Regions from separate parts of the Homo sapiens genome. Here regions 2 and 3 are each linked to region 1. The links are chromatin contacts, found by Hi-C or POLR2A ChIA-PET in ENCODE. All regions are on one chromosome and are shown on one strand. Each heading gives the region's core, a stretch centred on a gene start or an enhancer-like site at or near the end of the contact. The rest is flanking DNA. Distances are from core to core; before and after follow the strand shown. Region 1 holds the start of MIER1 (MIER1 transcriptional regulator). Region 2 holds the start of FGGY (FGGY carbohydrate kinase domain containing). Region 3 holds the start of NFIA (nuclear factor I A).

Evidence for each region. Hi-C counts contacts between places; a loop is a spot of excess contacts on that map. ChIA-PET counts read pairs that join two places held with the same protein, here RNA polymerase II (POLR2A). Pooled maps may share reads with other maps.
Region 2: a map of CD8-positive, alpha-beta T cell shows a loop between it and region 1 (25-fold over the local background). The contact joins the promoter of FGGY here to the promoter of MIER1 in region 1. A Hi-C loop is called at or near these places in 1 of 168 maps with a recorded cell type or tissue (CD8-positive, alpha-beta T cell), 2 of 37 single-sample maps with no recorded cell type and 7 of 50 pooled maps.
Region 3: a pooled map shows a loop between it and region 1 (5-fold over the local background). The contact joins the promoter of NFIA here to the promoter of MIER1 in region 1. A Hi-C loop is called at or near these places in 1 of 168 maps with a recorded cell type or tissue (naive thymus-derived CD4-positive, alpha-beta T cell) and 6 of 50 pooled maps. POLR2A ChIA-PET finds 5 or more read pairs at or near these places in 1 of 52 experiments (AG04450).

Annotation. Positions count from the first base shown.
Region 1 is chr1:66,922,287-66,927,273 of GRCh38, forward strand. It overlaps MIER1 (MIER1 transcriptional regulator), which reads left to right and starts at 2,704. Exons shown (of 14, transcript NM_001077700.3): 1 at 2,704-2,809; 2 at 3,856-3,956. The coding sequence starts at 2,743. DNAI4 (dynein axonemal intermediate chain 4) reads right to left here and starts at 2,570. Exons shown (of 17, transcript NM_024763.5): 1 at 2,376-2,570. The coding sequence starts at 2,545. RefSeq lists enhancers at 2,273-2,432, 2,723-3,002 and a silencer at 2,573-2,692.
Region 2 is chr1:59,294,871-59,299,857 of GRCh38, forward strand. It overlaps FGGY (FGGY carbohydrate kinase domain containing), which reads left to right and starts at 2,224. Exons shown (of 16, transcript NM_018291.5): 1 at 2,224-2,280. It overlaps FGGY-DT (FGGY divergent transcript), which reads right to left and starts at 1,680. Exons shown (of 2, transcript XR_001738089.2): 1 at 1,499-1,680; 2 at 1-894. RefSeq lists silencers at 1,626-2,165, 2,176-2,265 and an enhancer at 3,683-4,882.
Region 3 is chr1:61,079,630-61,084,616 of GRCh38, forward strand. NFIA (nuclear factor I A) reads left to right here and starts at 2,932. Exons shown (of 11, transcript NM_001134673.4): 1 at 2,932-3,189. The coding sequence starts at 3,163. RefSeq lists a silencer at 2,208-2,502.

The DNA of each region.
Region 1 (4,987 bases), core at 1,454-3,953:
AGTATTATTACTTTATATGGGGTGGTAAAGGACTCTTTGACACAGTTACCTAAAGGAGGTGAGTCATGAGGTTATCTGGGGGCACAATATTCCAAAAAACTGCATATGCACAGGCTCCAAAGGGGGAATATAGTGTGTCTGATGTGTTGTGGGACAACGTGGGATGTAATTAGGCAAGAGGAAGAGTCTATAGTGAGATCCTGTGGGGCCCTGTAAAGAGTTTTACTGAGTGAAATGGAAAAAACTTGAGAAATGTTTTGAGCAGAACCACATTGATTACTACCTGGAGGGTGTTGGCAAGGAGACTATTTAGGTGGGTATCACAATGTAACACAGTGATTTACATGGGAGTGGTAGTCTGGATTTATTTGGCAGGTAGAAATGGTAAAATTTGCTTATAGAGTGAGGTATAAGATAGAAGTCAAGGGTAATCCCAAGGTTTTTCCCCTGAGTAAGTGAAAGAGTGGAATTTGCCATTTACTAAAATGAGAAAGATTGCAGTTAATTAGAAAAGACAGAAAATATTATATATTTGGTTTGAGATGTTTATTAACTTATAAGTGCAGGTGTTTTTTCTTAAAATCTGTTTTCTTGGGAGAGGTCTTAGCCAGAGATTAACATTTGTGAATCATCATTATAGGTGATATTAAAGACATCAGAGTGAAGAGGTTTATGGACTAACCCAGCAATACCAATACAGTCCTGGATCATCAACAATGAATCACATATACAATGGTGATCTGGTAGCAGAGCTGAAAAATTCCTATTGTCTAACAACGTTGTAGTTGTCACAACATTCAAGCACAAGACATTACCTTTTCTATGTTTACATACACAAATACTTAGCATTGTGTTACAATTGCCTACAGTATTCAGTACAGTAACATGCTATGCAGGTTGGTAGCCTAGAAGCAACAAATGCATTTTCATCATTATGCAAACACCATTTAGTGTACTTACACAAACCTAGATGTATAGCCTACTATAGCTTAGGTGTACAGTCTACTATACAATTGTAGCCTAGGTGTATAGTAGCCCATACATCTACGTTTGTGTAAGTACACTAGAAGATATTTGCAAAATGCTGAAATTGGCTAACAAGGTATTTCTCAGAAGGTATCACCATCGATGCATGACTGTATTTAGTTATGGTAGTGAGGAACAGATACCAGCAAAGGATCTGGGAAAGGTGAAACCATGAACCAAGACAAGAACTAGGAAGAGTGGTTTCTCAGAACCCAAATAAAGCTTTTCAAAGATCGAGAAGCGATAAACCCGACCGACACTGCTTCATTCAAAAAGAATGAAACTGTGGATCAGCCATTGTATTTGGTTGCATGGCTATTGCTGGCTTTCATAGAAGCTGTTTTGATGGAGTGGTAGGATGGACAAAAGCGTGAGTACCATATTCAAGAGAGAATGCAAGGTTCTCTCCCAAGAACTCTCAACAAGTTCCGCTGAAGAAAGATTAGCTGAGGTGGAGGAGATTGGAGAGGGGAAGAGAAAACAAATTACTTAGGGAATTTTGGGGGAACTTAGTGGGCAGCATTACGGGCAGCGCTAAGGAACCATTTAAAGTAAGACAAGTCCACACAGCTGTGTGCTTTTCTACAGTCTTGTTCAACTGCTGCATAACAACAGAATGTTGGAAGCAGGAATTAGTTTTAAAGTAAGATGGTATTGACGAGACGACAATAAAATACCTCTACTACAGAGCACAGCAATGTTCGGCCTGGTGGCTCACAGAAGCTGAGGCTCTTGAACGTCTGGGCACAGCATGAAAGCATCAAGCTTGAGAGACTGCAGGCCTTAACAAACTAGAAGTGCTAGAACGATGGTTCTAAACCAGGTCTTTTCTCACACAGCAAGCACAGCAATAGAGATTTATTTTATCTTATTTTTTAGACAGAGTCTCGCTCTGTTGCTCAGGCTCGAGTGCAACGGCACGATCTCGGCTTACTGCAACCTCCGCCTTCCGGGTTCAAGGGATTCTCCTGCCTCAGCCTCCCAAGTAGCTGGGATTACAGGCATGTGCCACCACGTCCGGCTAACTTTTTGTATTTTTAGTACAGACGGGGTTTCACCATGTTGGCCAGCCTGGACGCTAACTTCTGACCTCAGGTGATCCACCCCACTCGGCCTCCCAAAGTGCCGGGATTACAGGTGTGAGCCACCGCGCCCAGCCCAGTAGAGATTCTTTTAAAGACTGCGGTAGGTCGATAAAGGAGACATTGTGGCCTAGGAGCTTCAAGGTCTACAGACTGAACCCAGTTAGGGTAGGGCCCCTTTCCAAATCCAGAAATGGTATCTATTAATAGAAGGGCTCCCTCCGGGTCCCAGGGGGATGGACTACGGTTTTTAGCGCCGGAACTTACAACCCGAAGTTCTGCTGCTTGTGACTGCCTGCCGGAGAGACTGGCATGGTGGCGACCAGCTGGGGAGTGGTGCACCACCCCTTTTTTTGGCCGCCTCTGAAGTCCCTGTACCCCCAAGCTCCTCCGTTAGCGGCTCGGGCCGAGGCTCCGGAATGTTTGCCGGGCGTCATGGCGACGGTGGAGCCCTGGCTCAACAAGCGGCCGCGCGGTTGGCTGGCGGCACGAGGCCGAGGAGGAGGGCGGAGGCGGAGGGGAGGGCAGAGGGTTGGTGGAGCTGGAGGAAGCTCCGGACGACGACTGGAAGAAGGAGGCGGGCGGCCCGGGCCTCAGGCCCCTCCCAGGCTCTGAGTCTCCCGGCTGCAGGCGGATGGATGGGGCTTCTTCAGGCGGTGGCGGCAGCAGCGAAGGTGGCGGCGGCAGCAGCGGCAGCGGCTGTAAGTGCAGCCTCCACAAGCCATCTCTCCCCTTCTATTCCAGTTTGGGATGAGGGGCTCCTGAGGTGTCCTCAGTCCCCTTTCTCTCCTTCCCCTCCCCCACGGCAGTGTACCGCCCGGAAGACCCTTAACTTCCGGGGAGGGGCTGCCGCAGAACGCGCCTGGCTTGCTCTCCGCCGGCTGCCAAAGGCGCATGCGCAGCTTCCTCCCTCTGGCCATCGACTGCCTCCCAGCGCCGCCTTTTTGCCTTCGCGGTGGTGGCGCCGCGCTGGGAATCCGCTGCGGAGTGAGTTCGCCTCGCCCCGTTCGCTTCGGTCCCTGATCCCAGTCGGGGTGGGGCTAAGCTGACCACCCTGCTGTGGCTCCGCCTCTTTCTCCTGTATTTCCCTCACTTGTGTCCCATCCCCGGGAGGCTCTCGCTTGCACTGCAGCCTTTATGGTGAGCAGCGCCCTGGGCCAACTTGCCCTTTTCGGATGGAGTCAGGGAGGGAGGAGAGACTCGAATAGGGTATTACTGTAAGGAAACGAGGTCCTCCTAGCGCGTGGGAGGATCCCTTGGGACAGATGCCCGCCGCTCTTTACTCTTGTTCTTTCAGCTTGTAGTGGCTAGGTCCCTGGCCTGGAGCCTATCTGTGGTCCCTGCATGCTGTGTAACCTTGAGCGAGTCACTATCCCTCTCTGGGCTTCAGTTTTCCCTATTTAAAGCTTCCTCCAACGCTAGAATTCTGCATTTCTGCAGAAGAACTTATGTAATTACAAGATTGACTTGGCTATTGAGGCCGCTTCACCAAGATGACCCGGAGTTGACTGAACCTTCTTCACTTATGGGTGGAATGAGGCGACCTATTTATTGGGTCGCTTTTATTCCTTTATCATTAGTTACAAATTGCATGACTTAAGGCTCATTAAATGTTTTTCTAAAATTGTCATGGGATCCTTGTCCTGATTCCCGACCATCTTTTTAAAAATGCGAAACAGGGTGGATGGTGAGCTTGTATCATCGTTTCTGTCTCCTTGCTACTGAGGCTCTCTTTCCTTTGATCCAGATGGTGTGGTCGCTCGATTCTCCCAGTGCCTGGCTGAGTTTCGGACGTGGTTAAGAACCAACTGGTTGAGGTTCAATGCAGACAAGACGGATGTGATGCTGGTAGGCAGGGGTACACTTGGAGATTAAGGGAGGGAAAATCCAAACTCCCTCAAGTAATATAAGATTATATTACTCTTCTTATATGTTCCAGTGTTTGAGAACTGATGGGCCAAAAATTTCCAGAATTTGGGTGAGATAAAAATAACATGTCATCAATGTAAAAACCATAATCATAGTTTGTAATATTCTGATAAAATGGGGCCACTGGATAAAACTGTAAAAATTATGAAAAGAAAATCCAAAACTGTTATTTGAAGAACCAAAAGCCTATATAAGTGTTTTAGAGTGGCATTAATAACAAAAAATGAAACTAACGAAAGATGATGCTGATTGTCACTATAGATGTGGGGCTTCCAAATGTAATAGGCTAAGTTTTTTAGATGTAGGTATTTTCAACCAAATTAGTAATTATCCATAAAATTTTACCACCACATCATAAAGACATGGTGTAGGCTGTTGCTTTTAAATAAAAATTTCAGGAAATAGTTTATAAACTAATCTCAAAAGAGACTCATGGACGCTGAAAATTGTTAGATATAGAATTTTTTAGTTTTGGATGTGTTGTATTAATCTATTTCAGTCAGCTAACCCCAGAGTCTAAATTGTTATAAGTACAGTATTTTCTTGGTGCATTTTGAGAGGTACCTTTTTGGATTGCATAACAGATAGGTTTATATAGTATATATATATATGTTACTTGTATTTGAATCAGGTGTTGGTACTGAATAAAAGGTTATATTTCTTAGGTATATGTAAATTGCCAAAGAAGTTTGTTCATTGGTTCGTTTAAGGTACTGGTTGAAGTAAGATTGTGCTCCTAAATGCTTTTGTTAAAAGCATAATAATAACTGAGGGGTTTGTGTGTGCGTGCGCCTTATAGCCTCTATAGAATTGTTCAATAACTTTTGAATGGAAGATTCAGTAAATTGCTTACAAATGATTTATCAATATAATAGCAGTTTTGAGTAGCTTAATGTCATAAAAATTAATGTTACTTTGCCTGAAAATAAGGAGGCTTTTAGGTGGGGAAT
Region 2 (4,987 bases), core at 974-3,473, 7.6 Mb before region 1:
GAAAAAGATAGTGAAAATTGGTTTCAGACAAACCCAGGTAAGAATCTCACCTTCGCCACTTGGCTGGAAAACTCTGAACAAATTATTTTTACTCTTTGGGCCTGTTTCTGCATCTATCACCTTATAAGGTTGCTGTCTGAGAATTCTACTATACAATGTAATGTATCTGTTAGAGTGTAATATATCTGTTATTAGGTTTGACCTCATACAATAGAAACACAAAATAAAAGTGTCTTACACAGGACAGCAGTTTTTTTCTTTCATGTGGAGGTCTGGAGGGCAGTGGGTATTGATTGGTTCAGTGCCTCCTGCATTAGGAATCCACGCTTCTTTCACTTTGTTGCTTTGCTGTGTGTGGGTTTCATTCCTGAGGTCCTTTCATGGTTCAACACGGCTGCTGGAGCAAATAAAAAATCAAATACACAAAAGCCCAGAGAAAGAGCCATCCACAGAGGCCAGGCAACAAATCCACTTATTCAAGTCTAGCCAAGATGAGACCCCCTTGCCACAGTGCATGAAACCAGCATATTCCACTTATTCCATTCTTGGGGTACGTTGAAACAGATCTGGAAGCAATGTCTTCTGTGTATTAAGCATCTAACACTTTACAAAGCATTTTCATATGTCTTACCACATTTGTTCTTCATAATGTTCTGAAAAGGTAAGATGAATACATCTTATTATTCCTATTGAACACTTGATTCACACAGCTGCTAAGTAACAGATTCCAACGAGTCTATAGCTAGGTCTTTGGGTATGTTGCTGGTAATGAAAAGGTGAACAATCATGGTGCAGAAGAAAGAAAATGAGCCAAACCAGGATCCCTGGTAGAGTTGTAGTGCAAAGACTGGGGTTAATTGTGTGGCCTCAGCCTCACTGGGCTGTTCTCCTCACCTGTAAGACCAAGATAAGAGCACTTATTTACTTCGGGGTTGTTGTGAAGATAGCAGACAATCTTAGTGCACCTGCCACTTAAGATCCGTTCAGTGAAATTATTACCTTTCACAGGTGTGTCTTTGGAAAATCACTTCCCTTTCCTGGATCTCAGTTTTCTTTTCTAGGAAAACAACATGTTTGGACTCAGCGACTGCTAAACTGTCTCCCAAACCTCGAACTCCCTCAGCCTGGGATCCTGCCTTTTATGAAAATAGTTCGGATTGGAGCTCAGGTTGGAATTCTCGCTTTAGTTGCTTGCTAGCTGTGTGTCCCAGTAAAAGCTAAAAATTTCGGATTCCCCACATCTGTAGAATAGGGATACATAACATGCAGCTTATTAGAAAGGGAAGGCATGTGAGAATTAAATTAGGTCCGTGTCCAGTACCCACTAAATTGTAAAAACTTCTCAAAGGCAGGGACCCATCTGTTTTGTAGATTTACAGAATGTCATACGTTGAAGTACGGGGGTTCGCCACGGGATTAGAAAATTTCTGTAGAGTAAGGAACAAGACACAAGGTAAGCATTCAAGAATTGTAACCATGCAATATTCTTATTTCTTACAGTCGCCTACAACAGTCCTGGTGTTTAGTAAACGGTCTGACACACACACCCATCAGGGGCTGCGGAGAGTCCGCCTGGGTAAGCTCCGCAAGGTGAGTCCCCAGAGCCGGGAACTCGCAGCCTGAGCAGACGCAGCGTAGCCGATCTTGGGTCCGCGCTCCTCCCGCCTTGCCCAGCCCTGCCCGCGGTTGGCTAGGCCCCAGGGAACGCTGCAGCCGCGGGGTGGGCAGGCGACGGCCAATCCCACGCCCGGTTCAAAGGGCCAATCAGGCCGCGCTTTACAGGGGCCGCGCTTTACAGGGGCCGCGCTTTACAGGGGCCGCGCTTTACAGGGGCCGCGCTTTACAGGGGCCGCGCTTTACAGGGGCCGCGCTTTACAGGGGCCGCGCTTTACAGGGGCCGCGCCGGCGGGGGCGGGATCGCGCGCAAGGCGGGGCTGTAGCCGCCCCGGGACCGCCCTGCTCAGGCGCCGTGGGGTTCGGCGCGGCTACGTGCAGAATCCGTCTAGCTAAAATGTAATTTCAGATTGGACAAGTACTGTAAGTGACCCTCCTCTCAGTCCCACGTGGGCGCTGGGGGCTTTTGCTGGTGCGCAGGCTCTTAGCGCGCACGCCCAGAAAGAGGCTTCTCCAACCCGGCCCGGCCCTTCCTTCCCCTTTCCCGCAGTCGTTGCCTCCTCCTCCCCTGCCTCCTCCTCCCCTTCCTCCTCCTGGCCGCTTAGTCTCACACCCGCCGGGCCGTTGTTCCCGAGACGTTGTTGAGTCCCCTGTGTCCTCTTCTGGGTGAGGCGTCCGGCCACTTAAGGGAAGGGAAGGGAAGGGTCGGCCTTGACTGCATCCCCAAGGCTGCCTATTAGGTGTCTGGAACCCGTGCTGCTTCCTCTCCGATCAGTGCCCACTTATCTGTATTCAGTACTCTTTCTCTCCTCCCCTTACCCTTGTAGGACATTTTCCTGGCATTTGAGGAGCCTTTAATTCACGTCTGGCTACCGAAGGCATTTTTAGGCTAGTGTTGCTTGTAGATTTAAACGCTTCCAGCACTTGTGATAATGTTTGAGGCACAGCTGAGTTTAGATGAGATAATGCTGTTTGGTTACAGTTATCCTGAGTAGAAAGGCCTAGGGATATCTTTTCATTTTTAGCCGTTTCCTTTTTATTTAAAGATTGACAAGGGGCCGGGCGCGGTGGCTCACGCCTGTAATCCCAGCACTTTGGGAGGCCAAGGCGGGTGGATCACGAGGTCAGGAGATCGAGACCATCCAGGCTAACACGGTGAAACCCCCGTCTCTACTAAAAATACAAAAAATTAGCCGGGCGTGGTGGCGGGCGCCTGCAGTCCCAGCTTCTCGGGAGGCTGAGGCAGGAGAATAGCGTGAACCCAGGAGGCGGAGCTTGCAGTGAGCTGAGATCGTGCCACTGCACTCCAGCCTGGGGGACAGAGCGTCTCAGAAAAAAAAAAAAAAAATTGACAAGGTGCAAAATGGTGAATTTCCCTCATCATGGGCTGTTTTCCACTAAAGCACTTCTGTGTCTTAACACAAATTTCTTCCCCGAAGAGTCAGTCATGACATGACCAAAGTCTGAAAAGCAGTTAATCCTTAGGTTAAATTTTAAAGTATGAGACCAGGAGGGGTGAGGTGCTTATTCTTTTGACTTGTAAATCAGAATGAAAGAAGGGAAAGTCTTTTATTTTGTGGCTGTTATTTAAATGGTAGAGTTTTGCTTTGTATAGTTTTTGCTTGCTTTTCCTCTTTTTTTTCTATGATCCACCACGTGTATGTCCTGATTTTTTTCCTTTTTAACTTGCTTGCTGGATTTTCCAGCCAGATGACTGCCGCTTGGTCTTCTGGGAGTCTCCTGTTAATGGGGCCCTCATGCTTGGCTCTTGACCTGATGGCCACTGGCCTGGCTCTTGGAGGACCTCCTAGTGGGAGGCCCAGAGCACTGTTATTAAGGATGATTGGGGGAACAGATCAGAGGGGGTCAGCTGGGCCTGGAGATCAATTTTGAGGGGGAGGGAGGTTGGGAGCCTGCCTGGCTGGATTTGGAAGTCAAAACATGTGTGCTGGGAGAAGGGCATAACCCCAGAGGGTGGAGAGCCATGTCTTTCTGGATAAAATTAATAAGTTTACTGGGAGGAGGCTGGGCCTTCCAGGCTGTGTTAGTTTTTGTTGTGGGCCTTGGCTTTTCCTGGAATTTGGTTCCCTTTCCCTAACCTTTCACTTATTAGTTTAAATAGTTCCCTTTACCTAACCTTTCACTTATTGATTTAAATAGTTTAAATCACAGTCAATTACCAGCTGGTTTTTAAAATAATTTGAGGTAATGAATCTTGCCCTTAATCTCCTAGCCAGAGTGGAACCCCCTACCTCCACCCCCAGGGGGATTTGAAATGATTATTTTACCAGAACGTGCTACAGAGATCACTTACCTTCTCACCCGCCCACCTTTTTATAATGGAGGGACATAGAATCAACCCAGGTGGTGTCAGAGATCATCCAAATCAGTTCTTCATGTATTCATTTGTTCACTCATCTTGTCCACATACTTTGGGCCCAGAACTGTGGTAGTCTCTGGGAAAGTGCAGATGAGTAAGACTTGGTCTCTGCTTTCAAGCTTTCATCCAGTTTGCTTCAATCCACTTTGATGAGGGAGATTATGTGATAGTGAGATGAGTACATTGAAAAGGTATGCCGAAGACTCCCAGGAGTTGAGAGAAGGGCAAATGGCTCAACATGGGGAAGCCATTTGGGGAGGACTTCCCAGAAGGGAATACTGGAGCCGAGTTCCAAAGCCTAAGTATGAGTGGGCTGGAGAAAGAGCGAGGGATTATATGAACCGGGAACAGCATGTGCAGAACTACACAAGCATGGCACATGGTTGATTAGGATGGCTGTGCAGGAAAGGATAAGTTGGAAAAAATCACCTGACAGGAGGCTGGGGAGGGTGAAGGCCAGGTCAGGAAGGGTCTGGTGAATCATCTTAGGGGAGTTTGAAATATATCTCCAGGGCAAACAGTGATACATACTCTCAGGTTTATGTTATAGAAAATTAATTCTGGCTGCAGTTTGGAGAATGAATTGGATTGGCGAAGCCCGGAGAGAGGTAATTGTAGTAATATAGGTGAGAGACGTGTTAGGGTAATAGTTATGGGAGTGGAGAGAGATTAGGAAAATAGAATGGTTAGGAATGTTATAAAGGTTCAGTGCCACAAAAGAAATAGCACTTGAATATCAAATTTTCTTTTTTCTTCTCAGCAAGGCCATTTACTTCTATAGAAGGGTGCGCCCTCACAGATGGAGCAATGGTGAGCGCACACCTGGACAAGGGTGGGGGGGCGGGTCTTATGCCTGACGCACGTGGCCCCTGTTGCTGTGTCGTTCCCCTATTGGCTAGGGTTAGACTGCACAGGCTAAACTAATTCCAATTGGCTAATTTAAAGAGAGTGACGATGTGAGTGGTTTGGCGGGAAAAATGGTTATGGCAGAGC
Region 3 (4,987 bases), core at 1,682-4,181, 5.8 Mb before region 1:
TAACAATGGGTCATTTATATGATTGCAGTGAACTAGTTTCCATACTTCACCTGCGTTTCCTCCACTGCTCTCTCTACTATCCTTTCTTTCTTCCCTCCTCCTCCATCCCTGCTCTCTCTCAAGTGCCTTAGTATCTTTGTGAACTCTGGACAAGGATTTACTTTTGCAACTTGGGAAGAGGGGAGAGGGTTGGAAATGTTTTTTACCCCCAGTCTGCCCTTTGAGGAACATCTGTTTCTTTGTGCGTGTGTTTAAATTTATGCCTGTTGGAGAGAAAGTTACCAGAAGCCTTTCTGTAACTGTAACTCTTCTACTGTATTTTTCTCAGTCTTGTTTCCAAAGGCTGTAGTTGGAACTGTGCTTTGTAGTGTTCCCCCGCCTCCCCCCCTCCCTCCGCGGGGGAGGGAGCGGGAGCTGGCGGAGATAGGAGAGAAAGCAGGAGCGGATGTGAAGGGCTTTGGTGCTGAACTTGGATCCAGCCCTTGCCTAGAGGGCGCAAACAATCGTCCCATATCCAAAAGTCTTACGAAGGGCGCCAAAAGTTACTTAAGATAATATTGCTAACCGCAGAAAGCTGGAAATCGCGGGGCACATCCACTGCTGCAACAAAAGAAGTTTTTAAAGTAGAAATATCAGCATTAAATTACTTCCCCCATTAAAAAAAAAAAACAGGGCGACATGCCAGTCCTTTTTAAAAAAAATCTTTTTTTTCCTTGAGACTCAAAAGTAAGAATCTTTGCCGTTTTGAAAATAGGCAGATGTGAAGTGTATCTTTTAATACACCAAAAGAAAGATTTTAATCTGCTCTGGAAGAGAGCTTCCCGAGTACACACTCTGAACAATAACTTTTCACTGTGCCTCAGTTACATGTTGGGACCGTCAGCCAGAAACTTCTATCGAGGAAACTTGGAGCGCATTGAAGTTATAGATCCCAGCAAAGGTTCTCGTGGCCAGGGATGTTGTCTCTGTAACACAGCTTGGCTTTTAGGACATTCCTCCCCTACTAAAATCTGAGAGGAACCAAGGAAAAGCAGTGGGTTAAGTTTGGGAAAATGGACTCTCTCATTAAAGGCTGAAATCATTATTTCTCCTCACTCCTTAGTAAATAATCTTGAGAGATTTCCAAGGATGTTCAGGAGGGAGGGTGGGAGAGAGAATGGTTCTTGAGCATTCGGGAATTATTTTGGCAATAAAGTAACTAAAGTACAAGCATAAAATAACTTTAGACAGATGCAGAATTATTTCAGAGGTTCTCTTTTGCTCTTTCTCCAGTACAGTATTTCCTGCCCCTTGCTTTGAAAAGAAGTCTGAATGAGAGTGGCCTTAACACATCACTCACCCTCACTTGTTAACACATCACTTACCCTCACTTTCCTACAGGAATGTCCCCTCTTTAGAGACTCTCTGGTTATGTCACCTCCACCGAAGGGCAGATTCCCCTGTGTGCCAGTGTCTTTCAACATGATACCTACCTCTTTCCTTTTGGAATTTTGAGAAGGGTTGTCAAATGCAGCATTTTGCAAACCATCATGAGGAAGAGAAGTAAAATAAGGGATGGGGGCTTAGAAGAGGCAGGTAGGCTTTCCCCCCTCCGAGAGAGGAGAGCCTAGAGAGAAAATATGAGGTTAAAAAAAAAAAACTGGAAAAGCAGGCTTACTGGCAACTTGCCAAACCCTAAAAACCACCCCCCTCTTTTCTGCCAAAACAATACTTTAGCAAACCTAAAATAATTGCAGGAAGCTCTTTTCCATTTTAAGAACTATTACCTGGGGGAGGGAAAAAAGGGATTCTTAAAAGGCACCCTTCCAGAGGTGTCCCAGAAACTGGGACGGTAATGATAGCCTATGTCCAGTTCTGGGCACGCGTTTGTGGATCAGAATATCTCCCTTCCCTAAGGGGACATCCCTTTCACATATTTTTTTCCTCCTAAAAAGTAAAAGATGTCACAGCTAAACCACTGTTGTTTCTGAACGTGATAGAACTTTTTCTATGGCGTCTGTGTTCAAACCCACTAGTTTCACAGTCCTGGGAGGGATAACGCTCATTAATCTCCGCCTTCTTTTCTCCAGACCCCCGCCCCCCAAATCCGGTGAATCTTCTGTGGGCACTGATTCCTCACCACCCCCGCTTCTGAATGCCACAGGACCGAAGCTGCACAAAGTTTGCAGGATTGTGTGCATAATTACCTCTGCCGACGAATCTATTCCCACAGAAAGCTTCGCTGGAGAGATTACAATGCTTTGAGCCTTACCGCATTTCAGTGGGGGAAAAAAAGTTACCTAGGAGGTCTGATTTTTCAAAGAAATTTGCATACATGCAAATGTGCCGCCCGGCCTCCTCCTCGGTTCTCTACGTGCCCACGCGGTGGCCCGGGGGGTGCGGGGCAACCTGGCAAAGTTGCCCAAGTCCTCCACCGAGGTCCGCGGAGGTCTGCAGCGGGGGTGGGGGGATGGGGACGAGGAAAAGTAGTTTTGTTTGCTTAAGCACATCCTGTGGCAGCCTATAGCTGCCCGGGAGTACAGACTGTAACTGCTCCTCACTGCGTTACCCAGTAATGCGCTGATCGGGGGAGGGGGCGGGGGGGCCGGGGAGCGAGCGGGAGAGCGAGCAAGCGAGCGAGCAAGGAGCGAGCCACGGAGAGAGCCGGGGAGCGAGCGAGCCAGCCTGCGAGCGCGAGCGGCCGCGGAGGCTCGGGACCCGGCTGGCCGCGCGGCGCCGCAGCCGCCCCCTCCCCCACACCCCCTCCCCCCCGCGGCGGCGGCGCGAGCGGGCGGCGGCTGTGCGGTGCGGTGCAGAGCGGAGGCGGAGGCGGGCGCGCGGGCAGCTCGCGGGCACCCGGCCGGGCCGGCGCGGGAGCGGGAAAGGGTGCGCTATGCCTTTAACACCCGCGTACAGTAGGCATGTATAGTGGAGTGTAGGGAAACTCTAGGCGGGGTTAAAGTTCAGCTCATGGAGCGGCAATAGCGCTGGCTGGCTGGCTGCAGTTGAGCCGACTTGGAAATGTGAACGCAAGAAGCAGGCTTGATTTTTTTTTCTCCCCCCTTCTCTCTCTCTCTCTCTCTCTCTCTTCCTCTCTCCCTCTTTCTCCTCTCTCACCCACACTCACGCACACCTCCAAACCGCACACCCAGACGCACACGCATACCCCAGCGCCCGGCAGTTATGTATTCTCCGCTCTGTCTCACCCAGGTAAGCCGCGGCGTGGATGCGGAGGGCTTGGGGGCCGGGGCGCCGGGGGCAGGGCTGGGGCTGGGTGGGGGGCACCGGGGCCGTCGCTCCGGCCGGGCCCAGGGCGTGCGTCTCGGTGTGTGTCTGTGTCTGCGCGTGTTTCTGTGTGTGTGCGCGCGTGTGCCCGCGGGTGGGGGGGGGGATCCCGCTTAAAGAAAGTAACTTTGTTTCCATGCGGGTGCATTCCTCTTGCACGGCCATTTGTGTGGGCACATGGCTAATGGCGCCCTCTTATTAATGCGTTAATTAATATCGGGGCGACGGACTGCGGAACAGCAGTGTTTTCGGACACCCCGCACGTGTTTCGGCGGGGTTGCAGTCCATGACACGCAGAAATCTGGCTCAGCGTTTCTGCTGCCGGGAGCAGGGATTCCGTAGTGCCGCAGCGCCCGGGGAGGGGGCCGCCGACGGAGCCCACCGCTCACCCCGCACGCTCGGGCCGGCTGCAGTCCTCGGGTGCGGGGAGACCTCGGGTGCCTGCGCCCAACGGCCCGCTCCCCGCAGCCTGCGCTGCCGCAGCCCCCCGCCGTCTTCCCGAACTCTTACTTTTGTTTATTGTTTGTCAGCCTTCGGGGTCCGGCCGCGGAAAGGACGCGGGCTCCCGTCCCGGCCCCGGCCCGGACAGCGCCCCTCGGACGCGGGCAGGCTGCGGCTAGCCCTCGGCTGAGCGGGGCTACGTGGACGCGCGTTCCCCCGCGCCGGCCGGGTGGAGCCTGCGTCCTCGCCGCGCGCCGGTGGCCCGTTGGCTCTCCCGGAGTGAAAGTTTCGGGGCCGAGACGAGCCCACGTTGTGCAGGGCGCCGAACGCCGGAGGCCGCGGGCCGCGGGCCGGGTAGCGCCGGGCAGAGTTGGGCTCCTAGCCGGGAGCCGGAGCGGCGGCCCGGGCCGGACACGGCTCCCCCCGCCGCCGCCGCCGCCACCACCACCACCGCCACCGCGCGACTCCGGCCGCTCCGCGCGCAGGACGGGGGCAACTTTTCCCCTCCGACTCAACTCAGAGCATGGGGCTCTTGCGCCCCACCGCCTCTCCTTTCCGTGCCCCCCTGTCCATTCCTCCCTTGTCTACCCACCCCCAGGCAAAATATTGCTACTTCGAGACTTCAAATCCGGTCCCCTTTGAATATGTTATTTGTTTTCCTTGACTAAAAGGCTTGAAGTCAAAGTGGTTTTGCGCTATTTTTTTTTTAAGCGTGAGATTTCATACTGCTTTGGTACATTAGGATCTGACCATTAATCACCTACATGAAGTTATATGCTTCACATAAAATGTTTATTCACCTCTCCCTTAAAAAACCTACCACTTCTTGCCTTCATTTAGTAGGAGATAACGGTTTAACCGGAATAGTTTCTGGAAGGCTAAAAAGTATCAGTAGTTTTCGCTCTCCTCTCTAGATTCTGGATTTATTTCCCACATGACATCCCTTCTTATTGCAATATCTAACAGTAATAATACCGGGTATTTGATCTCAGAAGACTCTTAAACGCATCTTTTATGTTGAAATGGTCTGTTTGGGATTTAGGCCTAGCATTAATAATGGATAGCAGTTACTTTTAGTTACTGTAAAAGTTTTTTTTTTTTTTCCTAACAAACTTCCAAAGTTCCTATTTTAGTAACTTGTGGAAGTATGGAATGAAACTTTTCCAACCACTTCTGGCAAGGTTCACAATTGCATATGGATAAGATGCAAAGTGTAAGATAATTTGAATGAATTACGGACTATAGTGAAAATGCTGAGATTCGAAGGCTGAAGTTCTAGCTG